Regions from separate parts of the Homo sapiens genome. Here region 1 is linked to region 2. The links are chromatin contacts, found by Hi-C or POLR2A ChIA-PET in ENCODE. All regions are on one chromosome and are shown on one strand. The core of a region is the stretch at or near the end of the contact, and the rest is flanking DNA. Distances in the headings are between cores, read along the strand shown.

Region 1 (6,646 bases), core at 3,160-5,659, 59 kb before region 2:
TAAAGAGTGATAAAGACTCTTGTGTGACCTAGACAGACAATTCTGTCTTCATGATTGGTTCATTTTAAAAGAAAATGAAGCAAGAAATCTGAACAAATAAAAATAAAATCTTCTCTATATGGGAGATCATTGGACTGGAATGAGAGTCAAGAAATATAATAGTACATCAACTCTGTGACCAGCTCTATGTGTTGTATGGAGCCACAGTTTTTTTCTCTATCTATAAACTCAATATAATGGCCATAATTAATGTATGTTAGATGCTTTGACCATGACCTACAGTCATAAATACATTTTATATTGCAACTCATTAAAATACACACACGCACGCACACACTCTCTCTTTCTCTCTCTTTCTCCCCCTTTCCCCAAAAGTTTTACCAAACACTCCTTCCTTACTATGTCTGATGCATTCTGGTATTTTCTACTTTGTTCTATTTCACCTTTAAAAATCATGTTTGTGACCCACTAAAATGATTTTACAACCCACTGAGGGATCTCTTCTTGAACTTTAAAAAATGCTTTTAGCTCTTAAAAACAAATCATAGTATATTAATCTTGTATTTTATTATCACTCAAAAAACAAACCCATCCATGCCAATCCTCACTCCAAGAAACCACCAATGGAAATAACTGCTCTATTTATATATGTTCAAAAAACTAGAGATAAAATTTAACTGATGTTTTCTATGTTTGAAAAATGATCTATATATTTCAGGGAAAAAATAGTGAAACTCTGAGCTATTGAGTAATACAAAAGGAACAAAAGTCAACATTATTCATTGAGCAAATATGCTTATTAAGGTATCTGAAGCATCATAACAGGAGGTGGCTATAAAGGGTGTGGAACACAGTGTTTTATAGTACAGGACTTAAACATTCGTCATTATTAATGGCAATAAAAGAATTGATAGACTCTTTCACTACATCTTTTATTTAAAAAAAGGAAGTAATCATTCATTCCCTATATACTTGCACAACATTTGTAAGAAGAAAACTTTATATTTCTAATAATATGAAAATAGACATTCCAAGAATTAAAGCCAGTTTCTTCAAGAATGTACTCTTGTTTCCCAAGTAACTTTTATACTCTTTAATATGTGTTTGTGTCACTAAGAAATCTGAGTTTATCATTGAATACTGGATCAGTTACCCATTCCACAGTGTTTGTTGAGCTCCTTCTGTCTGCCCAAAACTGGGGATACAAGATAAATAGTACTGATGAAATTTCTGCTTTCACTAAGCTTACATTTCTATGAAAACTCAGTGAATCTTCACATCTTTTCAGTAAGATAAGTTGCTTTGGCATTTTTTTAATTCCAATTTTTATTTTAGATGCAGGGATACCTGTGCAGGTCTGTTACATGGGTATGCTGCACCCAGGTAATGAGCTTGGTGCCTAATAGGTAGTTTTTCAACCTCCCCCTCCCTCCCTTCTCTAGTAGTCCACAGTATCTATTACCCCATGTTTATGTCCATGTGTGCTGAGTGTTTAGCACCCACTCTTCATTTTAATACACACATATAGACTAAGAAATATTAACAAAACCATGTACAATTTAATGCATATTGAATAAGCCTCAGAACTTGGAGCAATCACTTAAGATGAAGGAATTGCATGTGGGCAAATCTGAATATTTGGTGTATTACAGTTAAAAATGTGATTTACTTTGGATAAAAGTGGCTCAGCACTGAGGAATGATGAAGAATGAAACTGGTGAAGTGTTAAAGACTGGAGTGATATCTGATAGATAAGTGGTGTAAGGGACAGTAGAATAGCGGGTATTCCTATGGCAGATAAACAATAGACAGCCACTCTAAGAATGGGGCTTAAAACTTGGGTTTCCATGGAGGGAGTTCATGAGTTTGGAAAGAAACATATATTTCACTAACCTCTAACTGAAATTTGCCGTTTTCTTCATTTATGAATGTCGGCAACACATCGCATCTGAATTATTTCCTATGACTTTGTTACAAATACAGATCATAGATCTTTCCATATTCTGTTATGGTGGCTAGAGATATCTTGAAATATCATTTGTGCTATCAGCATATTTAAATTATGGTGCTTATAGGTTAAGTACTAAATCATGTTAATGTAATAATAGGGATTCATATAAATTATATGAATTGTATATTTGCACGCCCCCACGAAAAAAGCTCTATATTTCTATATTGATTTCCCTGCAGATTTTTTTAAATTATAGCGTTCACAACTACAGAACTAATTATGTTTTATATCCTCTTTGAAGCTACACTAATTCCTACCTTAATTATCATCACCTGCTGAGGGTAAATTTTGTTTTAAAACATTTTTGAGAACTGTATTTCAGTGTGATTATTTTACTTGTAATCTTGTGTATTTTATGTTACATATTTAAAGATATTATTTCTGAAAGGGGTCCTCAGGATCTGCCAGACTTTCACAGGGGTTCCTGTCTCAAAAAGGGTTAAGCTCTTCTGCTGTAAGCAAAAGATGACAAACTCAAATGCCTACAGCACAGGCCTCAAGAACTGACTGAAGAAAGAGACCCACTAGAAGGCCAGTATAACAATCTAGAGAAAAAAAATTAGGGGGAATTTCGTGGGGTCCCAATAAATAACAGCCCCATTTTTCACTTAAATTTGGATCCAACTGAAAAAAGAAAAGACAAATAATAAGTCAGCTAGAGTTCAAAGTATCACCATTTCAATGAACACACCTGATATTAGAGAATGTGGCTTATTTCTTGGCTGTCACAACTCTAGGGGCCCTAGGTGAGAGAGGTAAGAGGACTGTAAAGTAAAGATGCCTCCTGGAGTCCTGGAGCTTTAACCCATTCAGCAATAGCATGCTGCAGCCTGCTTCATCTCCACCACTACAGACACTGATTCCTGCTGGACTTAAAGCAACTTACCCAGCAGGGCTGGTTTGGGCAGGCTTCCTCCTGCTGAGATGAGATTTTTCTGCAGGAGGCTTTGAAATGGGTCAGAACAATGCAGTAATTAAATGGACTCCAAGGCCAAAAATATTCTTTCTATTCTGTTTCCCTTGCTCAGTGCTGTCCTGCTACAACTGTTCAATATAATCTATTGGAAGTAACTGTCCAATATAACCTACTGGAAGTTATGAAATAAAATTAAGTGAAAATGCAGAGAGAAACTCCACGAATAAAATGCCAAGAAAGCGAGGATGCCCCAAATTTGAATATAGTTCCTCCCTCTGTGAAATTCTCTCAGAAGAATTAAAATCGATACATTAGTCCCTTCGCAAGTTTAAGTCTAATGTTAACAAAACCCAAGTGAATTAAAGTCTGAATCAAACTCTACTGCTTTGGTGAATTAAAAGCCCAACCCAACGTGACTAATTATATACTGACTTCCCATTAAGGGTTGGGGTGAGGGGTCTCCACAGTGTTAGCAGAGTGAGGGGTCCTGCCAGGGCTTGCAGCTGGGGCTCGCTCTTCTTGAGGCTGGTGTGGTTCCTGCAGGACTGCAGAAAATATATGCTGGGTTTCTGATGACTTTACTGATGAAAAGTTTCAAGCAGTTATTATTTTCACTGGTGGGCCACACCTACCATATTGAGAAAAGAAGCCAAACCTCATCCTCTAAAGCAATTATCCCAGAAAAAATTACATTCTCAGAATGTGGGGCTTAGTATATTGTCAAAAACTATGGCCCCAGATGCAATGTCAACATGAAGGGGAGGCTGAATGAGTCCTGGAATGGTAGATGGAAGAACCTCCTCCCAAACATATCCACATCCTAATCCCATGGACCCTGTCATACGTTACTTTGACTTTTCAGACATCATTAAGGATTTGAGATGGGCAGATTATCCTGGATTATCTAGAAAGGCTCCATATAATCACAAGGGTCCTTATAAGAGGAAGACAAGAGGGTCAGAGTTAGAGAGATTTACAGCTGCTACGCTACTTCCTTAAGGATGAATCAAGGAATACAGGTGGCCTCTAGAAGCTGGAAAAATCAAGGAGATGGATTTTCTCCTAGATGCTTCAGAAGGCCTGCAGCCCTGTCAACATCTTGATTTTAGCCTAGTAGATCCCACTTGGGACTTCTGACCTCCAGAAGTGTAAGATAATAAATTTGTGCTGTTTTAGGTCACTAAGTTCCTGGCAATTTGATACAGCAGCAAAAGAAAACTAATAATACAGTTGATTGAGAGCTTGTATTCTGGGGCAAATCCAGCCTGTATTCAGATCCCTGCTCAGCCACTAACTAAATATGTGGCCTTGCTGCCTACTAGCATAGGCTGAGGTCCCTGAATCACTAGCATGTGTGTGATAAGACAAGTGGCTTGTACTGTTTAGGGGAAAGACTTCACCATGAGATTCCCTGCATCCACTTAAGGCAGGCCTTTTCTAAGTCTCGTGCAATTGGTGTCTGCTGATGACATTCCTGCACATGTGACTTGGCTGAGCCCCAGGCTTTCTGAGTCCCCCAGCCACTACTTTGTCAAAGCTGAATTGTCCTGGTATTTTCCCTGAGTGTTACGTCTTTGTTGAGGGCAATGGAATCTTGCTTTAGGCTGTCACAATCTATAAAACAAACAACTACATATAAAAAACAGTCCATATAAAGCTACCACTGGACAAGCTGTAATTATCTGTCGGGGTTGAAATATTATGTCCTAAAGCCTAAGGCCCCTTTTCCAAGTCATAGAATTTTTAAAAAGCCAAGTGTGAAATTATAAAAAGCAACCTTATGAGCTAATAAAAGCCTCCGCAATCCACTAAGGTCAAAACATCTCTCTCATGCACACAAAAAAATCCAAAGCCCAGAACCGCTCAAGATCATTTAATGTTTGTTTTATTTTTCCCACTTCAGCCATTTGTTATGTTTCTCAGTGTTTCCAACCAATCCACCAAATGTTAGACTATTCTAAGGAAAGTCCTTTTTTTGTGGCCAAATTCAAACACAACTGAGAAATAAGACAAAGGAATAAGGCAATCATACACCAAAACATCATCTTTATTACCGATAAAGCTGAAGTTACAGGATGTGGCTTATATATGCTGTCAAGGGGTGAATGAACGGGACTCTGGTGAGAGGCCAGAAGTACAGTGATAATGTATGATCCTCCACATGGAAAGAGAGCAGCAGTTGCTAAAGCTTTCACCCATGACGGGGATAAAAGCCTGCCTTAGTCTGCTGTGGTAAAGAAGACTCAACTCAGGCAAGAAGTTACATACCCTGTTCAGGTGGATTAGGTGCAATGGTTTTGACTGACACACAGGCCACTTCAAATGGCTCAAGCACCCATCCCATGGACTTCCAGTCCTTCTGAAATCATCGTGTGAGATGAGTAAAAATGTTCCAGTGTAGTGGAAAGAAAGCTTTGTGATACCAGTCAGGTGATGATTATTTTTTTACTGTGGTGTGAGCAAGCAATGAATGCAAGAAGCAGCCCTTTAGGTATTGTTATGTAATTAACATGACTAATAAAGACATAAATCACAACTACCTGGAAGATCCTGTTGGAGGTGACACTGGATTAGCTATAGTATTTGCAGAACCCTCATGAACTATAAAAATAAAATAGCATAAAACTTATTCCTAAAGCTCATTTATAAGGTGAATTTTTGGCTTTTGTTCTTATTTGGGAAGAGACTTGCCTATTTTTACACAGAATTTGATTTTCTAGTTCACATTCATTTCATTGTGCAGTGAAGATATTAGCTGAAGTGTGAAGGTCAGTTTACGTGCAAATGCCTTAGCGTGGAAGTTTGTGGCAAGCTATGCAGGTGATGAGATTGTCAGTCCCCAAAGAGCCTGGAACAGGTTAGGATGGAGCTGCTAAGAGTGTGTTTACAGCTGACATGCTTCCTCTGGTAAATCTGGATCATGCTCACTCCAGAAAAGCACACTCCTCTGCTTTATAGGTTGTGCTTCTCAAGACTTCTGGGGTTATTTTCATTGTCAGCTATAGCTTGAAAGCTTAGTTATGACTTGCTGATCTGATGCCCTAGCCTATTTGTGTTCTCTGGTGATGTCTCAGAATAATTCATGCTGTTGGGCTTCCTGCATCTGAAACTCCTTGGTACATATGGGCTTGGCAATGGACAGAGCTCAGGTGTAACTGAAACCCCAGAAAGCTGCTTTTTTGCTGACATAAATCAAGGATGTTGATTTCGAAGAAAAAATTTGGATAGCTTAAAAGAAGTCCATCACCATCATTGAAAAGCCTAGACAACCTGTGTGTTCAACTGATACTCAGCCAGGAGCTGTCTCTCCAGGAATCCAAAAGAATTAAAAGGAAGCATTGTGCTATTTAGAATTATATTCAAAAAGCGTGAAGCCGCTACTTTAGATCTATAGAACCTTTAAAATTGTTGCAATATTTTAGGTTATATCTTTGTGTTCTTTCAAATGGGTGTAATATTTTAGATTTTATTATTACATTATTTGAAATGGTTGCCTTATTTTAGGTTTTTTTTTTTTTTTTTTTTTTTTTTTTCCCTGAGACGGAGTCTCGCTCTGTCGCCCAGGCTGGAGTACAGTGGTGCGATCTCGGCTCACTGCAAGCTCTGCCTCCCAGGTTCACGCCATTCTCCTGCCTCAGCCTCCCAAGTAGCTGGGACTATAGGCACCCGCCACCATGTCCGGCTAATTTTTTGTATTTTTTTTTAGTAGAGACGGGGTT
Region 2 (6,179 bases), core at 2,854-5,353:
CGTGCGCACACACACACACACTACACACATCCCCACAGGGAAAGCGACACAGGGAGAGAGAGTTCTTTTCCAATCCAAATGGAAATCTGAAGGAAGAAATAGCTTGAGAATATGATGGTGAAGATAGTGAAGATGGGTTAACTCACTGATTTTGGTTGTTTCATTCTGATGCCCCAGAGCATGAGAATCTCTAGAGAAAAATGTAAATCCCTAGAGGAAATTTTATTTCTTTTTAGCTCACAACATGTGCTGTGATTAATGATCATTCCTCTTAGAGCAGCAGGTGCCATTAAAAAAAAATTCACAAACTCTGGGCAGCAATAACCTAGAGGAATGTGCTACTGACCCCAGAAAAGAGCTGACATCTAGGCCTGTGCCGTCCAATACAGTAGCCACATAACATTGAGCACTAGTAATGTGGTTGTTTTGAACTGAGATGTGCTTTAGCGTAAAAGAGACTCTGGATTTCAAAGGCTTAGTATGAAAAGGTAAAAATTTCTCATTAATAATATATTGATTACATGTAGAAATGGTAATATTTTGAATGCACTGGGTTAAATATAATATGTTATTAAAATTAATTTCACCTATTCACTTTTTAAATGTTACTACTATGAAATTTAAGACTGCATATGTGGCTTACTTTGCATTTGTTCTGGACAGCTCTAGTCAAGTTTAGGCAGAAGTGGGTCCTTTGCCGATTTCCTCCCCAGGAGGCCTCAACTTGAAAAAAAAAATGTGGAAAAGAGGAGCATTTTCTAAAAATGCAGAACAAATCTGCATTTGTTTTTCAATCCGAGGCCTACTGGGGACAGAATCTCTCCAACGTATGTGGCCCAGGAACACAGAAGATCACAGCTGCCAAAGAACTGGCTATGGCCTCCAAGAGCTGTGATTTCCTAAGGAGGGCGAGCTGTGCATCCTAGAGGAGTTTTGATCACATTTTTCTATTTCTGTGTGTTCAAATCACATCAATATCCATAAGCACAAGAATATAGAAAGCAGCAACAAATGCTCCGAAGCCTTAAGTAACAGTCTCCTGACCTAGATCCCAGATGAGGTAGGATCACTCATCTGGATGAGAATAGAAATCCATAAAACTAGTTAGCTATGTCATTGGTAGTCTGCCTTCTGTACACTTCAAATTTCCAGTACTCATATCATACTTGAGAGCTTAGTTTCTATATTTACCTGTCTGACATAAAACATACAGATGTAACCACTACAAAAAATGGCTCAAATATGATAGAAGTTAATATTTCACTCAAGTGAAATAAAAAACAAGAGTTTTCAATTGATGGAAGGCTCTTTTTCAGATAGTGACTTGAGACCTTGGCTCTTTCTATCTATCTTGTGACCTGTCCCACTTTAGCCATGACCTCCAAGGTCACGGTGTTCATCTTTGTCACACTGGAGGGGAATGTGCTTGACGGTCACAATTCTATTAATTGGAATTCAGTTGTAGCCTACCTGTGGGCCTTCAAAGAAAAGGACCATTTTGGCGGACACAAAGCAGTCTCTTACATAGTCTGCTCTTCTCGTTCACCATACACCAACTCTTCCCATACATAAAACACACTCATTCTTGTCCCAAGGGAGACAACACAAAGCTCTGTCCTGCTGCTGCATCCAGTTCAAAGTCCATTCTTGCATTGCTATAAAGAAATACCTGAAACTGGGTAACTTATAATAAAAAGAGATCTAACTGGCTCACAATTGCACAGGCTGTACAGGAAGTATAGTAGCTTCTGCTTCTGGGAAGGCCTCAGGAAACTGACAATCATGGTGGAAAGTGAAGGGGGAGTAGATACATCTTACATGGCTGGCAGAGCAGGAGGAAGGAGGGGGAGAACTCACTGTCACCACAACAGTACCAAGAGGTCTGGTGTTAAACCATGAGAAATCTCCCCCATGATTTAGTCACCTCCCACCAGGTCCCATCTTCAATGCTGAGAATTACAATTACATGAGAGTTGGGTGGGAACACAGATCCAAACCATATCACTTCTGAATCATGGAGATTTCATTTGTTTGTTTGTTTGTAGACAAGGTCTCACTCTTTTGCCCAACCTGGAGTGCAGTGGTACCATCATAGCTCACTGCATCCTTGAATTCCTGGGTTCCGGAAACTCTCCTGCCTCAGCTTCCCAAGTAGCTAGGACACAGGTACATGCCATCATGCCAGCTAACTTTTTATTTGTAGAGATGGGGGGGGTCTTGCTTTGTCTCCCAGGTTGGTCTTGAACTCCTGGGCTCAGATGCTCTTCCCACCTCAGCCTCCCAAAGAGCTGGGATTACAGGTGTGGGCCACCCCACCCAGTCCGCAGAGTTATTTTTGATACAAGAACAATGGTTTTCATTGGTAGATTTAAGTGTATAACAATTTGAGTCAATTATTTGACATCATATGGGCAAATTGTAAGTTTCTACCGATTGAGTTGGAGTTTTGCTAATGATAGCTTCAATGTGGTGTTTGTATCTTTACCACAGGAACTTAGACATTAATCCACCCTTTCCTTCATATTACCATCTCAGTGCCACTCCGCACATCCCAATTCCAACCGCTGGGTCATGGCAACCTCTAGAAGTCAGGACTAAGCATAGAATAAAACCTTGTCTCAAAGTCTTTTGTTTTCGTTTATTTGTTTTTTAAAGCAGTGCTTTGCCCTTTGGGAAGTATGTATGCGAAAGGCAGGGCAAAAACCAGCAATCCTTGCTTAAGAAGTAGGGGTATTTGCTCTGCCTCTGGTTTCCAGTGTCTGTTCTTCAGAGGCCTGGGCAGCTTCTCCTGAAGCTGAACACCATCTCCTAATGCCAACACCCAGAGCTTCTCTTTTCTCACCATAGCCAGCCCATAACATGTGAATGAGAGCAAGAGTATCCCAAATGAAAACAAATATATTCAAATCACTGCTTCAGGAGTGCACCCGAATCCTCTACTTTCTCTATACAGAGCTGGTTAAATATTACACTCTTTGAACTTCATCTGCAAAATAATGATCATCTCCTTCACATGTTTGCAGTAAAAAGTAAACAGTAAATATCTGAAAATGTAGAGCCCAGTGCCTAACTGGTAATAAGTAATCAATTCATGATCATTTCTAACTTTTCTTACTTCAGCTTCTTTTCAATTCCAATACCCCTGTGCACCCCCCGCTCTGCCCACCCACCCACACCTTGTCTGTGGCTTTCAGTGTCCTGATTGCCAGGTCAGGCTGCTGACCTTAGACAGGCTTTCCCACTCTCTCCTGCTGCGCCAGCACTTCTCAGCCCCAGCTGGAGAGGTTTTAGAACCATCTTTCCCCTCAGTGTTCTGCCAGCTTGCCCCACGACTGCCTAGTTCCATCTAGCCCCAGCCCATTTTTGTTTTATGCTTGTGGCTATTGGTAGCAAAAAATCAGTGGCTACACTAGCTGGAGACTGTCAAGGCCAGCTCGAGGAACCAAGAGCAGACTGGGATCTGGAGAGTACATGTGAGTGTGTATGTGTGATGTGTGATGTGTGTGTGTGTGTGTGTGTGTATGTGTGAAAGAGAAGTTGGGTGAGAGTGAAGGTGTGCAAGCAAATGTGACTAAAAGTATTATACAATGTGTTAGTAAGAAGTTTGAATGTAGTAATACATAAGGCAGAGGATGAACAGGTGTGAATGATACAGAAGAAGGGACATAAAGAGAAGCCAGTGGGATATGTCATCGAATTAAGTTGAAAAAAGGAGAAAAATGTTTGTAGGAATGTAGTGGGGAAGGAAAAAATAGTATTAAAATATATGGAGTTATATGTGAAAACACGTATGTGTGTGTGTATGTATATATGTGTAAATTTTATAAAATTAAGTCATGAAAAATAGATTGCTTGTTCCGAAGCTTAGTAAGTTAGGGGTCAATTCAGGAAAAATCCGTACTGTTATATATGCAACTCTCCTTTTCTAGGGGATAAATGTAGCCCCAGTTAAACAATCTATATATAGAAAAGACCAGCACCCTTAAGAGAGGAAGGCTTGATTCATGAGTAACGATGGCCAGTGTCCATTCCAGGAAAGCCAGCATCTGCTCTTAACCACAATCCCTTAAGGCTGGATGCCATAGCCATATATGGAGTGCTATAGGGAAAGGAAGGGAGTCTCTTTCTGGAGTCCCCACAGATGCTGTAAGTGGCATCCAGCCTATCTTCAAGTCAGCTCAAATTCAGAGGAAAGGGGTTCTGTTTTGATAGGGACCAACTAGACCCAACAGAAGGAAACAGACACATGAGCACAGGCCAACTTGCTGAAGGAACATTGCTTGGTTTCCTTTTTCTGTAGAAAGGAGCCAGTGTTCTGTGGTGTGCTGCCTTCTGTGTCTCAGAAGGTATGTTGTTTTCTGATCCTAACTCTGTTATCATCCTGTTTGCACTTGGTGACTCACAACAGATGCTCTGGCTTTCCCACAGCTGTGCTCTTATCACTGCAGGGCGAGCAGAGCAGCAGTCACATCTGCGTGGTCCTGACCTTACCCTCCTGGGGCTGCTCCTATGCCAGCCATTCCCAGTTTAGAGGGGCTGTAATAGCGTTTCCATGGTACTGAAGACAATTCACAGGAAAATAGTTTATTTGAATAGCAAATGCTTTGACCAGGTTCTGGACTGTGGAAAGCCCCTAGTACAGTGACAACATTAACCACACAAACAACAAGTATTAGTACTATTACTATTACATTATTATTACTATACAGGGAAATGAACCAACACCACCATGAATCAAACATTTTCCTGGAATTTTAGCATCTGATTTGGAAACATATTTCTTATTAGTTGACAAAAGACAAAAGGAAACTTCAGTAATATCTCTATAGCCTTATAAAAAATGAATGCAGAAATATGTTTGAATGTCCTGCTATCCAATTTTCCTCATGGTATGCAACAACGCCACTGTGGCAAATATTAGAGGAGAGAAAGCAGAAAGTAGCTCCAAGGCAAATTCCAGCCAAGGGCCATTTTATCATATCTTTTTCTCTGTGTCACTTTGGGTTTTGGGAAATCTTTTTTTTTTTTTTTTGATTTTTTTTTTTAATTATACTTTAAGTTTTAGGGTACAAGTTGTATATCCAAAAGAGATTTTGAAGGGTTAACAGTGTCATTGATTAATCACCCTTAATGTTCAGTTGTCTCACAATCCCAAGGCATTATGAAACCTCTTGTAAGTAAATAAATTGTCATTTTATTTTAATGGTTTTGAGACAATTGTAGACTCACAAGCTATTGTAAGAAATAATATAAAGAATTTCCACATTCCCTTTACCTAGTTTGCCCCAACTCGCAAAAGTTCTGTGCAAAACCACAATTAAATATCAACCAGGATATTGGCATTGACACAACCCATTGATCTTATCTAGATATTCAGACTTCCCTAGCTTACCTATACTCATACTCATTTGTATATTTACTCCTATGTAATTCTATCACATGCATAGGTTTGTGTCTCTATCACTTGAGTCAAGATACAGGACAGTTCCTTTACCAGAAGGATCTCTTTTACATTGCTCAAATCAAAAGAACATTTCTCATTGAGTGGTACAAGGGAATACCTGTAATTGAGGAATTAAAAAAGAGTGAGGAAAAAACTCACACCTTGACCTTGTAAATCAGTGATTATTATGCTTAGGTAGAACATTTAATCAAACAGTTCTTTTTCTTCACCTTTAATTCACTTAGCAATCATTTTGGAGGGAGTGTGCTAGACATTAAAAAAAATTATTAACACACATGGTTCTGGCCAGGCATGGTGGTTCATGCATATAATCCAGCACTTTGGGAGGCCAAGGTGGAAAGATCCCTTGAGTCTCAGAATTTGAGACCAGCCTTGGCAACATAGTGAGGCCCCCATCTCTACAGAAAATAAAAAAAAATTAGCTGGGCATGATGACACACACCTGTAGTCCCAGTTACTTGGGAAGCTGAGGTGGGAAGGACTGCTTGAGCACAGGAGTTTGAGGCTGCAGTGAGCCACGATTGCACTACTGCACTTCAGCCTGGGCAACAGAGTGAGACCTTGTCTTAAAAGTAAATAAGTAAAGACACGTGGTCCTTCAAAGAGAGAGGTATAAACAACCAATGGTATTTTGATAAATACTTTAATGGAAGAATGTACAAAGAACCAGGAGAAACAATATTCATTTGACTAACATTTGTAGTCAACTAACACC

The links. Hi-C counts contacts between places; a loop is a spot of excess contacts on that map. ChIA-PET counts read pairs that join two places held with the same protein, here RNA polymerase II (POLR2A).
Region 1: a loop to region 2 is called in a map of heart left ventricle, with 3 times the contacts of the local background. The contact joins two enhancer-like sites. A Hi-C loop is called at or near these places in 4 of 168 maps with a recorded cell type or tissue (DLD1, astrocyte of the cerebellum, endothelial cell of hepatic sinusoid and 1 more). POLR2A ChIA-PET finds 5 or more read pairs at or near these places in 5 of 52 experiments (BJ, PC-3, activated T-cell and 1 more).

What each region holds. Positions count from the first base shown.
Region 1 is chr15:39,197,019-39,203,664 of GRCh38, reverse strand. All of the region lies in intron 1 of LOC105370777 (a long non-coding RNA gene), which reads left to right. Among named protein-coding and RNA genes, the nearest start is that of LINC02915, 50 kb to the left of the region's middle. Within about 2 kb of position 4,409, at least 5 of the 41 ENCODE cell types and tissues checked have a DNase peak (open chromatin) inside an H3K27ac peak, as active enhancers do.
Region 2 is chr15:39,138,380-39,144,558 of GRCh38, reverse strand. The region is part of intron 1 of LOC105370777 (a long non-coding RNA gene); the gene reads left to right. Among named protein-coding and RNA genes, the nearest start is that of LINC02915, 110 kb to the left of the region's middle. Within about 2 kb of position 4,103, at least 7 of the 41 ENCODE cell types and tissues checked have a DNase peak (open chromatin) inside an H3K27ac peak, as active enhancers do.